Linked DNA regions of Homo sapiens: region 1 is linked to region 2. A link is an interaction called in ENCODE POLR2A ChIA-PET data of the cell type or tissue named here. Cell type or tissue: PC-3. All regions are shown on one strand. Links, peaks and the distances in the headings refer to the core of each region. The heading gives the core; the rest is flanking DNA.

Region 1 (4,409 bases), core at 85-4,084, 280 kb after region 2:
TACTCCAAGATGCCATCCAAATACAATACGCCATGACATCAAAGAGGTTAGGGAGAAAGCCACTCAAGTACCATAGTACCCAAAAGATCGAATAATAGTATCTATTATATATATATATATATAATCAAGATGCTTTATGGTTTAACCGTCTAAATTAATGTTCGACTAAGCAGGTTAGCAAAGACCCTTCTAACCCTCAGCTGCCTAACTCATTATGTAGAAACATAACCTGAATTAATACTTTCATTACAATTATAAAAATCATATGCAGACAATACCTTCACAACAAAGGCAGAGTAAACAGACTTACAGAAGATTTAATGTCCTTTGCCCGGTTAGCATACTTAAGAGTGTTATATGTGTCATCGTAGAATACAGAGGAAGGACTAACAGCAGCTATCATTATAGTTTGACAGTTTCCTCCAAGAGAATCCTTTAACAAGCGAGTAAGCTTACTATTTCTGTAAGGGATATGCTGATTCTTTCTCTGAAAGCACAAAAAAGAGATCTTATGTCATTTTCCACATTTAAATGCAAACCTGCTACCACTTTAGCACTTCACTGTGGGGGGAGGATTACCTAGGTGCCGAGGCAAGAGACTGAAGGTATAAACTGTTTCAGTATAATGAAAAAAATAGCTAGAATAAGAATAGTCATAATACAACTTAGATATAGAGATGATCATGGACAATTATCAATCACTATTATAAACATTATTAATCATTAGCTTTTAATATTACTCTTTGTTGCATTACGAATATAACCTAGGAATAACCGGCGGGTATGGGGTCAGCTGCTGAAGGGACATTGTGAGAAGTGATCTAGAAGGCAAGAGGTGAGCCTTCTGTTATGCCGGCACAAACGCCGCTTGAGGGCTCCTTGGTCAAGTGGTAATGCCAGTGTCTGGGAAGACACCCATTACTTAGAAGACCGCGAAAGGGAGTCTCCTTTCCTTGGAGGAGTCAGGGAACACTCTGCTCCACCAGCTTCCTGTGGAAGGCTGGATATTATCCAGGCCTGCCCGCAGTCATCCGGAGGCCTAAACCCCTCCCTGTGGTGCTGTGCTTCAATGGTCATGCTCCTTGTCCACTTTCATGTTCCTCCTGTACTCCTGGTTCCTCTTTGAAGTTCACAGTAGACAGCAACAGAAGAAATAGTGAAAGTCTTAAAGTCTTTGATCTTTCTTATAAGTGCACAGAAGAAAACACGGATGTATGCGCCATCTCTCTCTCTGTTATCGGCTACCTAAGAGGGAAGGGTCCCCTGTCCTATGATCACGTGACTTGCCTCACCTTGTCAATCACTTAGAAGATTCACCCTCCTTACCCTGCCCCCTTGTCTTGTATGCAATAAATATCAGCGCGCCCAGCTGTTCGGGGCCACTACCGGTCTCCGTGTCTTGATGGTAGTGGTCCCCTGGGGCCCAGCTGTTTTCTCTTTATCTCTTTGTCTTGTGTCTTTATTTATTACAATCTCTCGTCTCCGCACACGGGGAGGACACCTGCCAAGTCCCGTAGGGCTTGACCCTACACTTCACTATAAGAACTTAAGCGCTACCCAATTTTATCCAGACTTATAATTGGTGATTGAGGTGATGACAAAGAATCTTACAGGATTATTCAGTGAATATATGAAACAAATATCATATTTAAAAATATCTGCATCTGAGTAAGTATGAACTTTAGTTCAAAATAAAATAATACATTAATATTGGTTCATTAGTTGTGATATATGTACCATATTAATATAAAAAATTAACAATAGGGAAAACCAGGTGTGGAGCATATTTAACAAAATCTGTATCATCTTAGTAACTTTTCTGTAAATCTAAAACTATTTGAAAATGTCTATTTAAAAATATTTCCAATCATTGAAAAAAATTAAAACACAAAAGTAAACAGATGTCCTATACAAATATACTAGAGGAATAATAACTGCATGGCTTAGAGCTACTTTTCTCCTTAAATAACCATCTAATATCGATATGAAATAAATTATAATTACAATGTTACAGACATTTCTCCTGAAATCACTATAGTGTTCTAAAAGAACCTAATACTTCAAGATTTTCTTTTACCTAAAAAGAAAAAAGTAAAAGTAACAAATAAATTTTGTTAAGTTTTGTTTCTGATTTTGAAGTAACAAATAAATTTTCCAGAAAGTAGAATGTTTATATAAGAACAGATTCTTTACAATGTTAAGCTAAAAGCAACCTAATGTTATCCAATGTATACCTTTCATATTGCAAAACAGGAAATTGAAGCTAAGCATAAAGTGAAATGATTTGACTAGGGTCACAAAGCTAGTAGTTCAAAGAGCCAGAAATAGGTCCTAGTTCCCCCAATTCTCAGTAGCAATGTGCTTCCACCATAGCAGTCTTTCCCAAACAGTGTGAAATATGCACTGCTGGTGCTATTTTAAGTGATTTTACATGTACAAGACATATATTAAACATTGACTCACAAATGACTCAATAGGAGTCATTATTAAAAAATTATAGATTAGTTCATATGGCAAAAATCTTATGAATGGCTTAAGTTTACAAAATCCGTCTCTGTGTCATGCTGTCTGCTTACAAGTTTGAGATTTTAACTCAGAATATAAAAGACATCTTGCTTTTGCAATCTTCATGTGATTTCAGTAATTTGCCTTTTTTTAAAAAAAAAACCTGCTCCAATTATTTTAATATACTTATTCTAAATCAAAGGTAACATTTTGAACAGTTTAACAAGCCAAAGCTTTTTTAAAAAAATTAAATTTAATTTTTTAATTATATTTTAAGTTCTGGGATACATGTGCAGAACGTGCAGGTTTCTTACATAGGTATACATGTGCCATGGTGGTTTGCTGCACCCATCAACCTGTAATCTACATTAGGTATTTCTCCTAATGCTATCCCTCCCCTAGCCCCCACACCCCCTGACAGGCCCTGCCTGGCGTGTAATGTTCCCCTCCCTGTGTCCATGTGTTCTCATTGTTCAACTCCCACTTATGAGTGAGAACCTGCTATGCAGTGTTTGGTTTTCTGTTCCTGTGTTAGTTTGCTGAAAATGATGGTTTCTAGCTTAATCCATGTGCCTGTAAAGGACATGAACTCATCCTTTTTCATGGCTGCATAGTATTGCATGGTGTATATGTGCCACATTTTCTTTATCTAGTCTATCATTGATGGGCATTTGGGTTGGTTTCAAGTCTTTGCTACTGTGAATAGTGCTGCAATAAACATAGGTGTGCATGTGTCTTTCTAGTAATGATTTATAATTCTTTGGGCGTATATACCCAGTAATGGGATGGCTGGGTCAAATGGTATTTCTGGTTCTAGATCCTTGAGGAATCGCCACACTGTCTTCCACAATGGTTCAACTAATTTACACTCCCACCAACAGTGTAAAAGTGTTCCTATTTCTCCACATCCTCTCCAGCATCTGTTGTTTCCTGACTTTTTAATGATCGCCATTCTAACTGGCATGAGATGGTATCTCATTGTGGTTTTGATTTGCATTTTTCTAATGACTAATGATGAGCTTTTCGAACAGTTTAACAAGCTAAAGCTTTCGAGTATGGTTTAACTTAAATTGCCATATTATAATTTTTTTGAAAGGATGTCATTTTTACAAATATCTATGTTGTGAAATACACTGTGTTCTAGGTAAGCACTTCTGGCATATGGTATATGTAAACTATATTTAAATATGCCCAGAAGCATCTAGTAAACATTACCTTATTAGGTGATTTCATGACATTTTATAACTTAAACCCCCCTTAAAAAAAAATCAACACTCTTTAATACTTAACCCTATTTTATAATATATAAAATACTAAACAACAGAATTTAGTTTTTAAAAATATGGTTAGTTTGTCTTCATGCCAATTTAATTAACATGTTTGCTGTGTAGTGATCACTTTAAAAACCAAGTTCAAAATAAGTGATGAGAATGTACCATAAAATATTAACTATCAATCTGGTATTCATTACTTTCTATTTAACCAATTCTCATTATAAAACTGGAAATTAAAAAAGAAATAAAAATCAGTTTAATACACTAGGTTTTCTGAGGTCTTTGATCTATATATTAACATTACTGATATACCCTTGAAATGTGATATATATCAGACCTTTAAAACAAAATCATATTAAATAGTATCTTTCTTATCTATTTCAATATTTCAAACTATTTAACAAATAAACATATAATGCCTACCTTTGAATCTGCTAAGGCATTGATGACATTCCCAAGAGCTAAAAGTGATCTATTAATATTTGTGCCTTCTACAAATCGGGTCCCCTTAGCACCGGAAGTACTTGCTCGCTCAGATCCTGCCAGGTCAATGAGTGACATCTTGGCAATACGGACATTTTGATTGATACTTGCTGTTTTGTCTTGTTGTCGCAAGTAAATCTTTTTGAA
Region 2 (4,409 bases), core at 181-4,180:
CCCTTTCTAGTAATGTGACCAGTCCATGAATGGAGTCCTCCATAGGGCCTCTCTTGTCTCAATCACACTAGAGTTATACTGTAATATGGAAGGTGCTTCCTGAGCCCCGCATTTTTTTTTTTTTTTTTTTTTTTTTTTTTTTTGAGACGGAGTCTCGCTCTGTCGCCCAGGTGGGACTGCGGACTGCAGTGGCGCAATCTCGGCTCACTGCAAGCTCCGCTTCCCGGGTTCACGCCATTCTCCTGCCTCAGCCTCCCGAGTAGCTGGGATTACAGGCGTGAGCCACCGCGCCCGGCCGAGCCCCACATTTTTATGTTTAGGTTTCATGTGTGTGTATTCCAAGACAATTCACCCCCAGGGGTCAGAATGATGACATGCCACCCCCTTGTTCTCAGTGCACTCAATGGACTTGTTGATGAAAACAGTTAAACTCTGTAAAATATTTGAAGAGATTTATTCTGAGCCAAATATGAGTGACCAATGGCCCAAGACATAGCCCTCGAGATATCCTAAGAACATGTGTCCAAGGTGTTGAGTCACAGCCTAGTTTTATACATTTTATGGAGACAGAAGACATCAATCAAATACATGTAAGATTTACATTGATTTAATCTGGAAGGGCGAGACAAAGTGTGAGGGGACTTTCAGGTCATAGGTAGACTTAAAATTTTTCTGATTGGCAATTGGTTGAAAGTGTTATTTTCAATAAAAAGGAATGTCGGGGTTAAGATAAGGGGTTGTGAAGACCAAGGTTTTATCATGCAGATAAAGCCTCCACGTAGCAGGCTTCAGAGAGAATAGATTCTAAATGTTTCTTATCAGATTTAAGGTCTGTGTTGATGTTAATGCTGGTTGGCTTTTCCTAAATTCCAAAAGGGAGGAGGGTATAATGAGGCATGTTTGACTCCCCCTTTCCCATCATGGCCTGAACAAGTTTTGCAGGTTAACTTTGGAATGCCCTTGGCTGAGAGGAGGGGTCCATTCAGATGGTTGGGGGGTCTTAGAATTCAGAATTTTTGGTTTACAGGCTTTGATAAATGCACTTAAATTTTCCTATTATTGATATTATCTCATGTAGAGAGGCAGTGAGATGTAGTGGTAAAAGGCATAGCCTCTGGAGCCAGATTGCCTGAATTCAAATCCCAGCTCTCCCATTTACACACTTTGGTTTTTAGTTAGTTTGTTTTTGTTTTCATTTTGTTTTATTTTGTTTGAGATTCTGTCCTCCAGGCTGGAGGGCAGTGGCATGATCTTGGCTCACTGTAGCCTTGCTTCCCAAGCTCAAGTGATTCTCTTGCCTCAGCCTCCTGAGTAGCTGGTACTACAGGCATGTACCACCATGCCTGGCTAATTTTTGTTTGTTTGTTTTGTATTGTTTTTGTAGCGACAGGGTTTCACCATGTTGCGAGGGCTCTACTAACACATTTTGAATTTATGGAAGCTCCTTAATTTCTCTGAGTCTCACTTTCCTCATCCATAATATGGGGTTAATGATCTTACCGTTACAATAGGTTTTGTCTTGAGCCTTAAGTGAATTCATATGCATAACACCTTAGAACAGTTCCTGGAAGCTAGAAAACGCTCAAAATGTATTCATTATTATTTATACTTAGATTATCTACATTCAGGTAGCAGATAACTATCTCACTGGCTCCTTGAGGGCAAATGCAACTTGTTTCCAAGATGTTTTACAAATTCCAGAGATACACTGTTAATTTAAGAGTAACTTTCCAGAGAATAGAGGGGTGAGTGGCTCGAGGCTGCAGTGGAGAAAAGAAACACTGTATCAAATGTACATTGAATATAAGTTGCTTCTCCGGAAATACTAAAATGAGAAAATGTGGGTTTATAATTGAGGAAATGCAGTACATAAACATTTAAGCACCTTGTCTTCACCTTTCCCAGCTGGGGCATATCTGCAGCTGGAGGCTCGGATAGGATGTCAGAGGGCCTTCCAGAGAATAGAAACATGATCCCACTATTTGGGGAGGTGAGAGAGTAGAAAAAAATTTTTTAGACATAATTTACATACAGTCAAATGCCCAAGTCTTATGTGTACAGCGTAAGCCCATATTGAAAATCATATATGCTTCTTTTACGATATTTTAAACAAGTCTGGGTCTGAATACAGCTGTATTGAAATTTGGAGTAAATGTGTCTAGATATAACATTTATTATGGGGGAAAAAACACCTCTTACTCAATATCAAAACAGTTTTAGGGCTTAGGAGGAAAGATAGCTTATATTTAATGAACAGCTTTTATGTGCCAGGCATTTAAAAAATATATATATATATATGTGTATTTTTTGAGATGAAGTCTCACTCTGCCACCCAGGCTGGAGTGCAGTGGCATGATTTTGGTTCACTGCAACCTCTGCCTCCCAGGTTCAAGTGATTCCCTTGCCTCAACCTCCTGAGTAGCTGGGACTATAGGCGTGTGCCACCACTCCCAGCTAATTTTTGTATTTTTAGTAGAGATGAGTTTCACCATGTTGGCTAGGCTGGACTCAAACTCCTGACCTCGTGATCTGCCCGCCTCGGCCTCCCAAAGTGCTGGGATTACAGGCCACTGCACCCAGACCCATATTTTTTTTTCTTTCAAGACCTGCCACAACCCTGTGAGTTACTTATTAACACCCCCATTTTGCAGATGAGAAAATCAATTTATATAATTTGCCCCAAAATGACAGATTATTTTGTGGTTCCAAATTGAACCTACAATCATCCTTCTTCAACTAATATGTTCTTTTTCTGTACTTTAATTACAATTTACTTAAATTAAACTCATTCCTTATCCTAGAGACAGTTAATCTAATTTCTTACAATATATTAAGAATAAATTGAGAATCTCCTTTCTGCCCAGAACTATACTAGGTTATAGGGAAGAAGACAACTGAGATAAAATTTGGGTGCCATTTTTTAATTGCTCAATTTGGAATGAGTTCTAATGAGATTAGCCAGAAAGGTAAGTCATGTTTGATTTGTCTAATCATTTTTGGACTAAGCAGGAAGTATTTATAGAATAAAATGTCATTAAGAAGCATAGTAGAAACTAGCGACTGTTGATTTAGATATAGAAGGAAGGAGATAGAAAAAAGAAGAGAGAGAATATTGTTTCCCAACGCTGGCCCTACAAATTGGCAGAATCCATATCTGCCCAGATCCTACAAATTGGCAGAGTCTATGTCTGCCCAGATGGTGTGGAAAATATATTTCTCACCCCCACTTCCACTGCTACTCAGAGGAATGACAAGGAGTGATTCCTTTGCAGCTGGAAGGCTATGGGGCCTTCATTGATCTATCCTATCAAATTTTGAATACTTCCAGGAGGGATGGATAGTTTACCTATCTTATCCAATAACTGCTCGGGTATTAATTATTACATTAATTAATAGCAAAGGCATGTCAAGGCCATGGAGGAATGGGTCACAGAAGAGGGAGGGAGGCCAGTGATATTGAAGAGTGAAATATTCATAGTAGGGTCAGGAAGGAAGATGGGAATGGGGGATTTACTTAACTGTACCTTTTCAGAGCCTATGCTATAATCCCATGGGAGTCCAGGTTATCCAGCATTAGAACTTTGATCTTATCTTCTGGGAGCTGAACTTCTAGTTTGATTTTCTAGAAAACACATCTCTCCTATGGCCTCTCAGTTTTGATATTTGGGAATACACCCCTCACTCCGCATACACACACACACACGCGCACACACACACACACACACATCCACACACACTCCCCAGGTCAGCTTCCTTAATAAAATTGTTTATTTCTGTTAGATGTTTTACAGAGGCGCTTTATGTTTGACTCTTCTTTGTATCTGTATCTGGGAATCTAGGACTTCATTAATGAGGAGACTTCTTGACTTAGCCCCATTTTAATTCTTGTTTTATGGAAAGCATATTTAAAAAAAAAAAAACAGTAGAAAAATGGAGAGTTGGGTGCCTCAGTCTTATAGACAGCCAATCTCTTGGGGAGTGTTTAAAACTTGAGTATCTAGAACTTCAAGTGAGAGGAAGTGTGGACTGGGCAGACAGGACCCCATGTGAAAGCGAAGTCTCAGATACATGGCTCAATGTGCTAAAGAAGTTTCCCTTCTTTCATTCATTGGTTTTTCCATTTAACAAATATTTGTGGAGTGCCTACTTTATATCAGACCTGTGTTAGGGATACAATGGTGAACAAGACAGCCTCTGCCCCCTCAGACCTCAGTCTTGTGAAGAATACAAGTAAATTATAGGAAAAGTACAGGGAAGGGGCATCCAATCCAGGCCTGTGGTTTATTTTTAAGTTAAATTCACTTTTTCAGCTGCTCATTTCCATGATCCCCATCTAACCCCAGTGCAGACTAGGAATAATGTTAAAAAATCTGGATAAAATTCCATACCGGTCCTTTTCTCTATCTATC

What was found. Peaks named below come from ENCODE experiments on the same cell type or tissue, not always from the same donor. Only the 100,000 strongest peaks of a DNase experiment are listed, where the experiment ranks them.
Region 1: POLR2A ChIA-PET joins it to region 2 with 5 read pairs; 2 of 35 experiments call an interaction of 5 or more read pairs at or near these places.

The regions. Positions count from the first base shown.
Region 1 is chr11:28,084,322-28,088,730 of GRCh38, forward strand. KIF18A (kinesin family member 18A) reads right to left here. Exons shown (of 17, transcript NM_031217.4): 6 at 4,203-4,400; 7 at 311-487. Among named protein-coding and RNA genes, the nearest start is that of KIF18A, 22 kb to the right of the region's middle. In PC-3, for the core only: no CTCF peak of the experiment used is centred there; a DNase peak (open chromatin) is centred at 2,460; H3K27ac peaks cover 1,462 bases.
Region 2 is chr11:27,800,575-27,804,983 of GRCh38, forward strand. No RefSeq gene overlaps it. Among named protein-coding and RNA genes, the nearest start is that of BDNF, 100 kb to the left of the region's middle. In PC-3, for the core only: no CTCF peak of the experiment used is centred there; no DNase peak of the experiment used is centred there.